Linked DNA regions of Homo sapiens: region 2 is linked to region 1. A link is an interaction called in ENCODE POLR2A ChIA-PET data of the cell type or tissue named here. Cell type or tissue: MCF 10A. All regions are shown on one strand. Links, peaks and the distances in the headings refer to the core of each region. The heading gives the core; the rest is flanking DNA.

Region 1 (5,377 bases), core at 231-5,230:
GTTGGAGGTGATGGTGTGACAATCTGGAAAGGAATCTACTGGCAACTAGGACTTGGAAAGCATGCAGAAATGGAGACGGCCAGCTTCTCAGGAGGCTGGGGCACTTGCTCTTGGCAGGGCAGTCACCTCCTGGGCCCCACATGCCTTCTTTCATGCCCTTGATCACCTGCTAAATACTAACTGAATACTGATGATATATTCCCATCCCTTAGAAGATGAGCTCCTCAAACCCAGGCTCCTGGTTTTAGCTGAGGCCCAAAAGGAAGACGAAGCAATCTTCAGCAGCTCTTCTCTACAGACAGGCTGACCACAGCCTCCACGGGGCTCTCGCCTTTCTGGCTTCCAAGGCCCCATGCTCTCCTTGTTTCTTCCTACCTCTTGAGCTACTCCATTTCTATTTCCTTTATTGGTTCCATCTACCTCTCTCCTTTGTAAAAGTGGATATTCTCAGAAGCTAAATCCATGGCCCAGTCCCCTCCTTTCCCTACAGTCTTGCTCTCAGAGACTACATATGGGGAATCAACTCTCCCTTTGTGACTGGCTACTCTCACACTTTCTTGGCGAGGCTCCTTATACTCAGGTTCAATCTTGCCCTCCAGACCAACTCATGGTTCTTGCCAGCTTGGCATTACTAAAACACTACTTTGCATCTGCCCTCCTCCATCCAGCTGAAAACCATCCTATTTCTTTTTTCTTTTTTTTTTTTTGAGACAGAATCTTGCTCTGACACCCAGGCTGGAATGCAATGGCACGACCATAGCTCACTGCAGCCTTGAACTCCTGGGCTCGAATGATCTTCCTGATTTTCCCAAGTAGCTGGGACTACAGGTGCATTCCACTGTGCCTAATTTTTAAATTTTTTTTGTAGAGATGGGGGGTCTCACTTTGTTGCCCAGGCCGGTCTTGAACTCCTGGGGTCAACTGACCCACCTCCTTCAACCTCTCAAAGTGCTGTAATTACAGGTGTGAGCCATTGTGCCTAGCCTTAATTTTTCCAATGGGGAAACTGAACTTCAGAAAGATTAAGTAGCTATTGAAGGTTGCACAGACAACCAGGAACAAAGTCATGAGTAGGATCAGTCTCCTGACTCACAGGGTCTTATCTCTGTTACCTACATACAATGTCCCCCTGGGAAAGTCCAGCTTCTAGACTGGCCCCATGTACCACTACAACATCACCACGAATGCCCACCATGATCACTGCTCTCCACACTTCTGTAGACATTCTTCCTGATCCCAGCACACAGCATAAGTAGGTTCCCTGTCACTCACTCTTTCTTTTTCTCTTCTCCATTTGCTTAAAGGAACTAGCTGGAATACAAGTTACCCCTCTTTGAAGTCACTTCTGTCCATCATGACTTTTGGTGAATACCCCCTCTTCTAGACTTTCATAGGGTCCACTGTCTGATCCTCTGAGCTGTACTCATCCCTCTCCATCATGTATTTTTGTACTATGGATGCACATGTGCTGTGTGTGATGCCCTGAACCAAAAACTCTCTGAAGATGGGGTTATCTACACACACATTTTTGCTTCTCCAGGCCCTGCAGAGGAGGTGCTATCTCAGTTAACATTTGTTGTTAGGAGTATCTGAGGCTCAAAGAAGGCAGCAGCAGGCAAGGGAGAGGGGCTGCACCCTGGAAGCAGGAGTCTACTGGACAGTCCATGACAGGCAGAACAGCCTGTGCCTCTGGGGACACCCCTGGTCCCCAGCTTCTCAGCCTGGCTGCGTAGGCCACATGAAAACACATATTGAAGCCAGGTGAGCTGGCACCAAGCATAAATGGCAGGTCAAACTGGAAGGAAAATTCATGAGCTGCTTATTCACTTCTTGACAGTCAACCCTGACTTCAACAAATGTGGTCTGGAGGCTTCAGGCACCTAAAGCTATCAGAGCCACGTAGGGAATTCTGCTTATAGTCTCTTTGCTTCATCACCTTCTTAGAAGAAACTCTGTTCCTAGTTACTTATAAAATTAACTATTATTCACTACAAAGCTGGAGAATGTATTATCATTAAGTCCACATAAACACAACTCCTCCCCTCCCCCATCTTCAAAACCATATAAATACCAGCTTAACTAACAGGCTTTACTCAATCTTACAGATTCCCAGGGCAGCACTCCCTTAGGCAATTTATTCCCAACTCAGCAGTTAGTCACTCAGGACATACTACATCCCTGTACCTCTTCTTCAAGGCTTATAAACTTTTAGAATAAAATTTAAGCAATTGCTCTTTCAGATATCTTGGTCAGCGGCTGGGGGGGCAGTGCGCTGCAGCCCCGCAAATGCTTCCTGAGAAAGGTGTCCTGACTCCCAGAGTGCACCGGGCCTGCTGCAATGTGCTCCAGAGAAAGAGAGGCTGTGGGATGTCTGCTTTTGCAATAGCACATTCTGTGTCAGAATGCTGACTCCCTTCCCACCCACACACATACATACCTTCTCCCCAAGGAAGAGTGTCTGTACCCAACCAACACCCTCAATAGCTAATTTTTCCTGAATGATATTCTCAAAGGAATGAAAACAAGTGAGCTCACTGTTTACCTGCCTCTCACTTGGTCTACAACTTTCAAAATCCGGGATCTAATAGGATCTACTTGCAGAGCTAAATTTTATTTCACAATGTCTCATGTTTTATTCTCTTGAGTTACACGTAGAAGGTGAAACAGGAAATCTTCATTTGTTTAAACATTCATCTGCGTTTTATAAATCCCCCCAAGAGGTAGTGAATGACAACTATACAAACAGACTAGGTCTGTCCTACTTCAAGGAGAGTGCATACAAATACCCAGGATGCTAAAACCTGTGTTTGCAAAAATCCTTGCTTGCAGAACATGTATTAAAGAGGATAGAAAGGGCTTGGCAATCACCTTGCTGGGCCTCAGTGCCTCACCTCTAAAATGAAGAGGTCAGAAAGAAGGATTGGCAAAGTCGCTTTTAGCTCTAAATCATGGTGATTCTATGTGTATTTGGTGGGAGAAGGGCACTTTAAATTACAGAAGACTTCTTACTACAGACCTTCCTTAAACATTAAAGATATACATATCATTTGGTTTTGTTTTAATTCAGCTTACACTATGTTTTAAAGAACAATCTTCTCTAAATGAAGACAGGTCTATAACCACACTAATCTCACTGACTTACAAGTTGCTAGCATAAAGACAGAAATGCTGACAAATAAATGATTTATAGGTAAATCCAGCAATTCTGCAGTGTTCTGAAATGCAATCGCTGGGTCCTGAGTTTTTCTGGCTCTACTGCATTCTCTTTCACCCACCCACTTTTTGGCTACTTCCTGGATCACCAACAGTCAGGAGCAGGAAATTTAATCATCCATATAATCCTGACTGTTCAATGGCGTAAGGTGGGGGCAAGAAAGGTAGGATGCATATTCAATATGATAAAAATTTCAGAAGTGAGGGGAAAAAAGCTCCAAATGCATTTAAGTTTACAGAGCTGGAGGTGTCTGGCAATGCCAAGTTATCAAGTGATGTCCACTGTAGAGGAGAGAGTATGATAGATCTCTAAATGGATTTTCCACTTTTAGTCCTTGTCAGCACACAACACTCCAAGCCTAATGACTACATAAAAGGAAACAGATAAGCACGTCAAAGTCCGGTGTTTAAGAGCATATGCTGTACCTTTTACATTATGTATGACATCAAGGTCAGCTATACCCCTTGGTTTCATCAGAGCTGAACCACTGCTTTAACCTCCTTTTCTCTTCATTCCCTCTGCAAAGCAAAGGCTGGGGAAGGGCAGGAATAGGGGAGAAAACTTACAAAATAGTCCTTAGTGATGAATGATATTATATAAGCTGCCACACCATGTGAGGTTAAAACAGAGTACTACACAGTGTGGTAGCTTATAAAATATCATTGGGATTCTTATTACAGAAGAGGATATTAATCACCACTACGGAACAACTAAACTTTTTTTTTTTTGCCAAGGATTAACTTTAAAGAATGGAGACCATTCACTCAATCTACAACATTTAATGAGCACCTTTTACTCTGTAGGTCCTAGACATACAGCGGGGAATAAAACAGACATTGTTTTTCCCTGCAGAGCTTGTGGTCTAGAAGAGATGTTAAGCAGTGTGGGGAGAGCCAGCAAGGAAAGGAACAGGTGCTCTGAGAGAGGGCGACAGGGGATCTGAGTTTAGGTTCAGAAAAAGCCTCTTTAAAGAGCTGACCAAGAAAAGGAGGTCAGGTGGAGAGAAGGATATTTTGGGCAGGAAGACCAGCAAGTGCCAATGTCCTAGAATGGGGAGCTTGAGTTCTTCTATATGCAGAAAAGAAGGAGCCAGGAAGGATATGGGCTGACTGGTGTAGGAGGAGCCCAAGGTGGAAGGCGGGGCATTCTGCAGTAGGAATGACACCTGTTCCACAGACACAGGGAGGATAGATGTGGACGGAGATGAGTCTGTCAGTCTGGGAACAGGACGTTGAGGGAGTTATCTAATGGCTACTGTTTTCTTTGTGAAATAGCAGGCCTGGTGAGGCATGAGAGTAAGAACTGGGTGAGGTGGTGGTGGGAAATGGCTACTATGGGCAATGGAGGAGCGAGCCAGACTCACTCACCACTCAATCCTCACTCTTTTCCAAGTCCCCACAAAGTGACACCTCGCCCACCCCTTAACAATGGCTTTCTCAATTTCTGGTATCAATGCTTCAACATCCAGAGCAAAGGAGCCCTGGATGCCTTGATGCTTAGCACTAGAAAGATTCTCAGAGATCTCAACTGCCACTCACTTTAACTACTTCATAATTAAGCAATTTACTCAGGAAACAACTAAATGCCAAATACACGGCTATCAGCCTATCTCCTCAGGAAGCCCCATCCACTGGAAACTGTTGATATCCTCTTTTTAATGGTAGTCACCTTTTTAAAAAAGTGAGTTTCTTCTTTCATTTCCCCTTCTTTCCTATTTATTCTATGTCTGAATAATTTAAACTCATTCAGTTTTTAATAAAGCAAGGCCTGGATTATTTTTCTCTGTTTAATACCCAAGCACAATCACTTATTCATTGTTAAGCAGGAAAAATTAAATCAATTATTTAGGAGATGGCTATAGGCTGGGGACAAATATCCAGCACCCCTGGCACAGAGTCAAGTATGTTTTAAGCTCTGATGGCTTAACAATATCCCCAGTCATTTGCTTCTACATTCACGCATATGCAAAAATATGCTGGCCTCCAAGGACTTAGATTCAACCCCAAAGTATACTAGTCTCTCACTACAGTTGAGAAAAATGACTTAAAAGTATCTCCTCTTACAGCGTATCAGGCATGAAGCATCCAAAGGCAGTTTTCTTGCAATACAGACATTCTTAAGAACTCATGGTGATCTCACACTAAATGGGATACATAAGTTCAC
Region 2 (5,377 bases), core at 170-5,169, 62 kb before region 1:
CATCAGAGATTACATTTGGACATGTAGGAAAAAAAAAAACATTATATATACTAAGCACATACAATGGGATTCACAAGGCAGGGTGAATCCCATTGAGAGCCAATTCTCCATAGACCTTTCATGTTTCTGCTCATCTTATGACAAGAGGTACTAACTACCCTTTTGTCCTAGACTATCGTTTTAAGGATGTTTGTATAATGAATAAGACAATGAAATGGAAAATAGAGATAGCATTTGCTTATGGAACAAAGGACAGGTTTGTTTACTGTCCAGTGTCATAAATATAACATCTCCCTCTTGAGCAAAGTTCGGGAAGGTTTGCTTGCAGCCATTATAAAAGATCCAGGTTTCCTAGCCTCAGAGTTCTTCAGCTGTGGCACAAAACTGCTGCATGCTCAGCACCAACCTAGGCCCCTCTGCCTCTCACTCATGGAGCATGGCAAGGACAAGGAAACCAATGAAAACATGAAACTCATAGAACTTGTGCTGTAAGCAATAAAAGCATTTGTCTCTGACCCTGGAGTCTGGTATCTTGTCTCAGCATCCACTGAACTAGTTAGGCTAACTAGTCAGCTTGCCAGTAAGTTATAATCTCAGACCCTTCACAGTTCTTGACAAATCCATACTAAGAAAGAAAAATAAGCAACATATAGTGCAAAGAAAAGAGCTCATAATTCTAACCAAGGTGGCATGAAAGACTTCAAGAAGAAGGAGGCATTTGATTTAAGCTTGAAGGATTTAGGTAGGCATGCCATTAATTGGAATAGGAAACATCAGAAGAGGAGTGAGTTTATGGAGGGCAATGAGTAGAAAAATTGGGGGAACAGAGATGGAGTCAATAGATTTCGTTTAACATGTGGATTTTAAGATGCAAATGAGGACTTTTTGTAGACAACTCAGAAAGCATCTGGAAAATTAGTTTTAGAAATTAAGAGGGAATCAAGAGTTTAAGATATAAAAGAGAACAACATGAAAATAGAGTTGGTGTCTTGGAAGTGGACGAAATTATCCAGCCAGAATATGCAGAGCAAGAGAAAGACAGAGAAATAGAGAGATACACACAAAGAGAGAGACAGAGAGAGGAGATCCCCACATTTAAGACCCAGTTAGAGGAAAGGCAACAATAACAACTGAGGAAAAGTGAGTGAGAGCTGTGACAGTGACCAGAAAAATATAGCATTCACCAAAGGGAGAGTAGAAACTGAAGAGGTCAATAGTGTCGATGCTGCAGATAATATAATTAGAAAAAGTGTCATCTTAATGGACTTATCTTACTTGGGGAGAAGGAGAAATTTTCTGCATCTTAGGCCATGATTCAACCTTGGCTCAGTGAGGACAGACATAACTAGCCCCTCTTTTGTATGGCCCCACTTAGTATCTCTCCCCAGAGGAAGGAAGAAAGACCAATCTGACTGAAGAGAGCCAGAGGTATTCGCTGAACCACATTTACTAACGTGAGGATACCATGCTCTAAAGGCAGTAACAAGCCCCACCGTTTCTGTTCCACTTCCTACACCTATATGGTGGGCTTCCTTCTGCTTCCTTTATTCTGTCGCATGGATTATCAGCAAGCTGATCAAGACTGTTACTCAGCTAGTAAGAGGCTAAGCCATCTCCTTTCTGTTCTTTATCTTCCAGTATGGCAGTTTCGTCCAGACTATCACTTGAAACTATGGAGTGGCCAGCCTAGACCTGCCTGGCATTGGGCACTGGAACAAGCATACTCCTTTTTGTAATCTTATTTGTTTTCATTTGGTTCCTATGGGCATAGATTTCCTATCTCTGCAGTTACAGAACTTGAGGTATGAAATAGGGAGAGGCCCACACTGAATCCTGAACATTTTGGTGCTCAATGTGGCAACAAATGAGAGCTACCATCTGAAACCAAAATATGGCAAGGAGAGATGAAAACTTTTGTATTTACCATGGCTGATTTGAGCTGTCACTGAGCTGCAGCTGTCTTTAGATGGCAGCTATGCAGGCCAAAAGTATGCTTTAGCATTTTTAAACCACAGTATCTGAGTTTAATAAGAAAATGGATCCATCTGGGGATCAACATAGGCTTTCCAGGAACTCATATTGCATAAGTCAGGATCAAGTCTTGAATGGAGATAGAAATTCCTTTCCTGGGGTCACAAGAAGCTTTCTAAGGGGCTCTATACTGCAACGGCAGCTGGATTTTGCATGAACTGTAGAACCATTGCTAGAGCCAGGAACAGAGCTTAGACTTGCTCTTTTTCTCAAGCTCAGCTTACTAGGTGGAAATCTCATAGATTTTTTTTTCTGATTTTTTTCTCCTTTATCTTATTCCTTAGCCTTGGACAGATGATCCAGGTTGAACCTGCTGTAGCAAGAAAATGTTAGCAAGAAGGAAATTTTTAAGCATCCTTTGGAGTAGCAAAGTCAGTGTTACTAATCGATGCCTAGCAAATGTCATTGCACCCTAACTGGGCCTCTGAAACCTTGTTATGTTGGTAACAAAAGGTACAACACAGTGGGCCGGGCGCGGTGGCTCACACCTGTAATGCCAACACACTGGGAGGCCGAGGTGGGATCACGAGGTCAGGAGATCGAGACCATCCTGGCTAACACAGTGAAACCCCGTCTCTACTTAAAAAGTCCAAAAAATTAGCTGGGCATGGTGGCAGGCACCTGCGGTCCCAGCTACTCGGGAGGCTAAGGTAGAAGAATGGGGTGAACCCAGGAGGTGGAGCTTGCAGTGAGCCAAGATCATGCCACTGCATTCCAGCCTGGGTGACAGAGCAAGACTCTGTCAAAAAAAAGAAAAAAAGAGTACATAGAAACACAACTAGTCTTATTACACAAGATATTTCCCAATTGAGTTTAGGCTCACAGACCCTGGCCAACTGGCACAGTATGACTGGTAACCTGGCAAGCAACCTGACAAGCTCAAACAAGCTTTTCTGTTTTCTCCATTCTGCAAATTATCCTAAATCGCTTGGCTGGCAACTGCAATAAAGATCTAAATTGTGCTGGGATCTGGGAAATATCATTTTTGCTTGTGATAACTGCTGCTCATGTTTCCTAAGTATTGTGGGTGTGTAGCTGCTGCTACACTGGTCTTATGCATCCTGTGCTCTTTGGAAAAGTAAGACAAGTGAGAGAATTGCAGTTGAGTTCATCCCACTTTGGAGGTGCAAGAGGAGCTAGCATTCATTCTAGTATAACAGCACAAGATACGGTGATAGCATCCAGTGGTGACTAGTGTATAAAAGTGATGCTTTCACTGCATATTCTCACTCATAAGTAGAAGCTGAACAATGAGAAAACATGGACACAGAGAGGGAAACATCATACACTGGAGCCTGTTGGGGCATGGGGGGCAAGGGGAGGGAGAGCATTAGGACAAATACCTAATGCATGTGGGGCTTAAAACCTAGAGGACGGGTTGACAGGTGCAGCAAAACACCATGGCACACATATACTTGTGTAACAAACCTGCACATCCTGCACATATATCCCAGAACTTAAAGTAAAATAAAATAAAATAAATAAACATTTCCACATTTTTATAAAGTGGTGTTTTTAATAAAAGCAGTACCATGTTTTCCATTTTAAACTTATCTCTTGGGCACACAGATCCCTATGCAGGAGGTAAGATTTCATCATGCATACATTCAGCCTTTATTTATTAAGGGCTTGTATTAGTCTGTCCTCATGCTGCTAATAAAGACATACCCAAGACTGGGTAATTACAAAGGAAAGAGGTTTAATTGACTCATGATTCCACATGTCTGGGAAGGCCTTACAATCATGGTGGAAAGCAAATGAGGAGCAAAGCCACATCTTATATGTCGGCAGGCAAGAGAGAGCTTGTGCAAGGGAACTCCCATTTATAAAACCATCAGATTTTGTGAGACTTATTCACTACCACGAGAACAGTATGGGGAAAACCACCCCCATGATTCAATTATCTCCCACCAGGTCCCTCCCATGACACATGGGAGTTATGGAAGCTAGAGTTCAACATGAGATTTGAGTGGGGACACAGCCAAACCATATCATTTCACCCGTGGCCCCTTCCAAATCTCATGTCCTTACATTTCAAAACCAATCACACCAGCCAGGTGTGGTGGCTCACACCTGTAATCCCTGCTCTTTAGGAGACTGAGGTAGGTGGATCGCCTGAGGATAGGAGTTTTAGACCAGCCTGGCCAAGACGGTGAAACCCTGCCTCTATTAAAAATACAAAAATTAGCCAGGAATGGTGGTGCATGACCGTAGTCCCAGCTACTCAGGAGGCTGAGGCAGGAGAATTGCTTGAACCTGGGAGGAGGAGATTGCAGTGAGCTGAGATAGTGTCACTGCACTCTAATCTGGGTGAAAGAGTGAGACTCCATCTTAAAAAAACAAAAAACAATCATGCCTTCCCAACAGTCCCCCAAAGTCTTAACTCATTTCAGCATTAACTCAAAAGTCCACAGTCCAAAATCTCATCTGAGACAAGCAAGTCCCTTTTGCCTGTGAGCCTGTAAAATCAAAAGCAAGTTAGTTACTTCCCAGATACAATTGGGGTACTGGAATTGGGAAAATACACCTGTTCCAAATTGGAGAAATTGGCTAAAACAAAGGAGCCACAGAACCCATGCAAGTCCAAAATCCAGAGGGGCAGTCAAATCTGAAAGCTCCAAAATGATCTCCTTTGACTCCATGTCTCACATCCAGGTCATGGTGATGCAAGAGGTGGGTTCCTATGGTCTTGGGCAGCTCTGCCCCAGCTTTGCAGGGTACAGCCCCACTCCTGGCTGCTTTCACGGGCTGGCATTGAGTGTCTGTGGCTTTTTCAGGCACACAGTGCAAAGTGTCAGTGGACTTACCATTCTGAGGTCTGGAAGACGGTGGCCTCTTCTCACAGCTCCACTAGGCAGTGCCCCAGTGGGGGCTCTGTGTGGGGCCTCAACCCCACATTTTCTCTTCTGTACTGCTCTAGCAGAGGTTCTCCATGAGGTCCCCACCCCTGCAGCAAACATCTGTCTGGACATTCAGAGTTTCCATACATCTTCTGAAATCTAGGCAGACATTCCTAAACCTTAATTCTTGACTTCTGTGCACCCTCAGGCTCAATACCATGTGTAAGCTGCCAAGGCTTGGGGCTTACACCTTCTGAAGCCATGGCCTAAGCTATACTTTGGCCCCTTTTAGCCATGGCTAGAGCGACTGTGTGGTAGGGTATGAAGTCCCTAGACTGCCTACAGCAGAGGGACCCGGGGCCCAGTCCACAAAACCAGTTTTTCCTCCTAGGCTGCCAGGCCTGTGGTGAGAGACGCTGCTGTGAAGACCTCTGACATGCCCTGGAGACATTTTCCTCTTTCTCTTGGTGATTAACATTTGGTTCCTCATTTCTTACACAAATTCT

Evidence for each region. ChIA-PET counts read pairs that join two places held together with the same protein. Peaks named below come from ENCODE experiments on the same cell type or tissue, not always from the same donor. Only the 100,000 strongest peaks of a DNase experiment are listed, where the experiment ranks them.
Region 2: POLR2A ChIA-PET joins it to region 1 with 15 read pairs; 6 of 35 experiments call an interaction of 5 or more read pairs at or near these places.

Annotation. Positions count from the first base shown.
Region 1 is chr5:119,358,122-119,363,498 of GRCh38, reverse strand. The region is part of intron 1 of TNFAIP8 (TNF alpha induced protein 8); the gene reads right to left. Among named protein-coding and RNA genes, the nearest start is that of TNFAIP8, 4.8 kb to the right of the region's middle. In MCF 10A, for the core only: no CTCF peak of the experiment used is centred there; DNase peaks (open chromatin) are centred at 568, 2,118 and 2,398.
Region 2 is chr5:119,420,275-119,425,651 of GRCh38, reverse strand. No RefSeq gene overlaps it. Among named protein-coding and RNA genes, the nearest start is that of HSD17B4, 30 kb to the left of the region's middle. In MCF 10A, for the core only: no CTCF peak of the experiment used is centred there; a DNase peak (open chromatin) is centred at 2,871.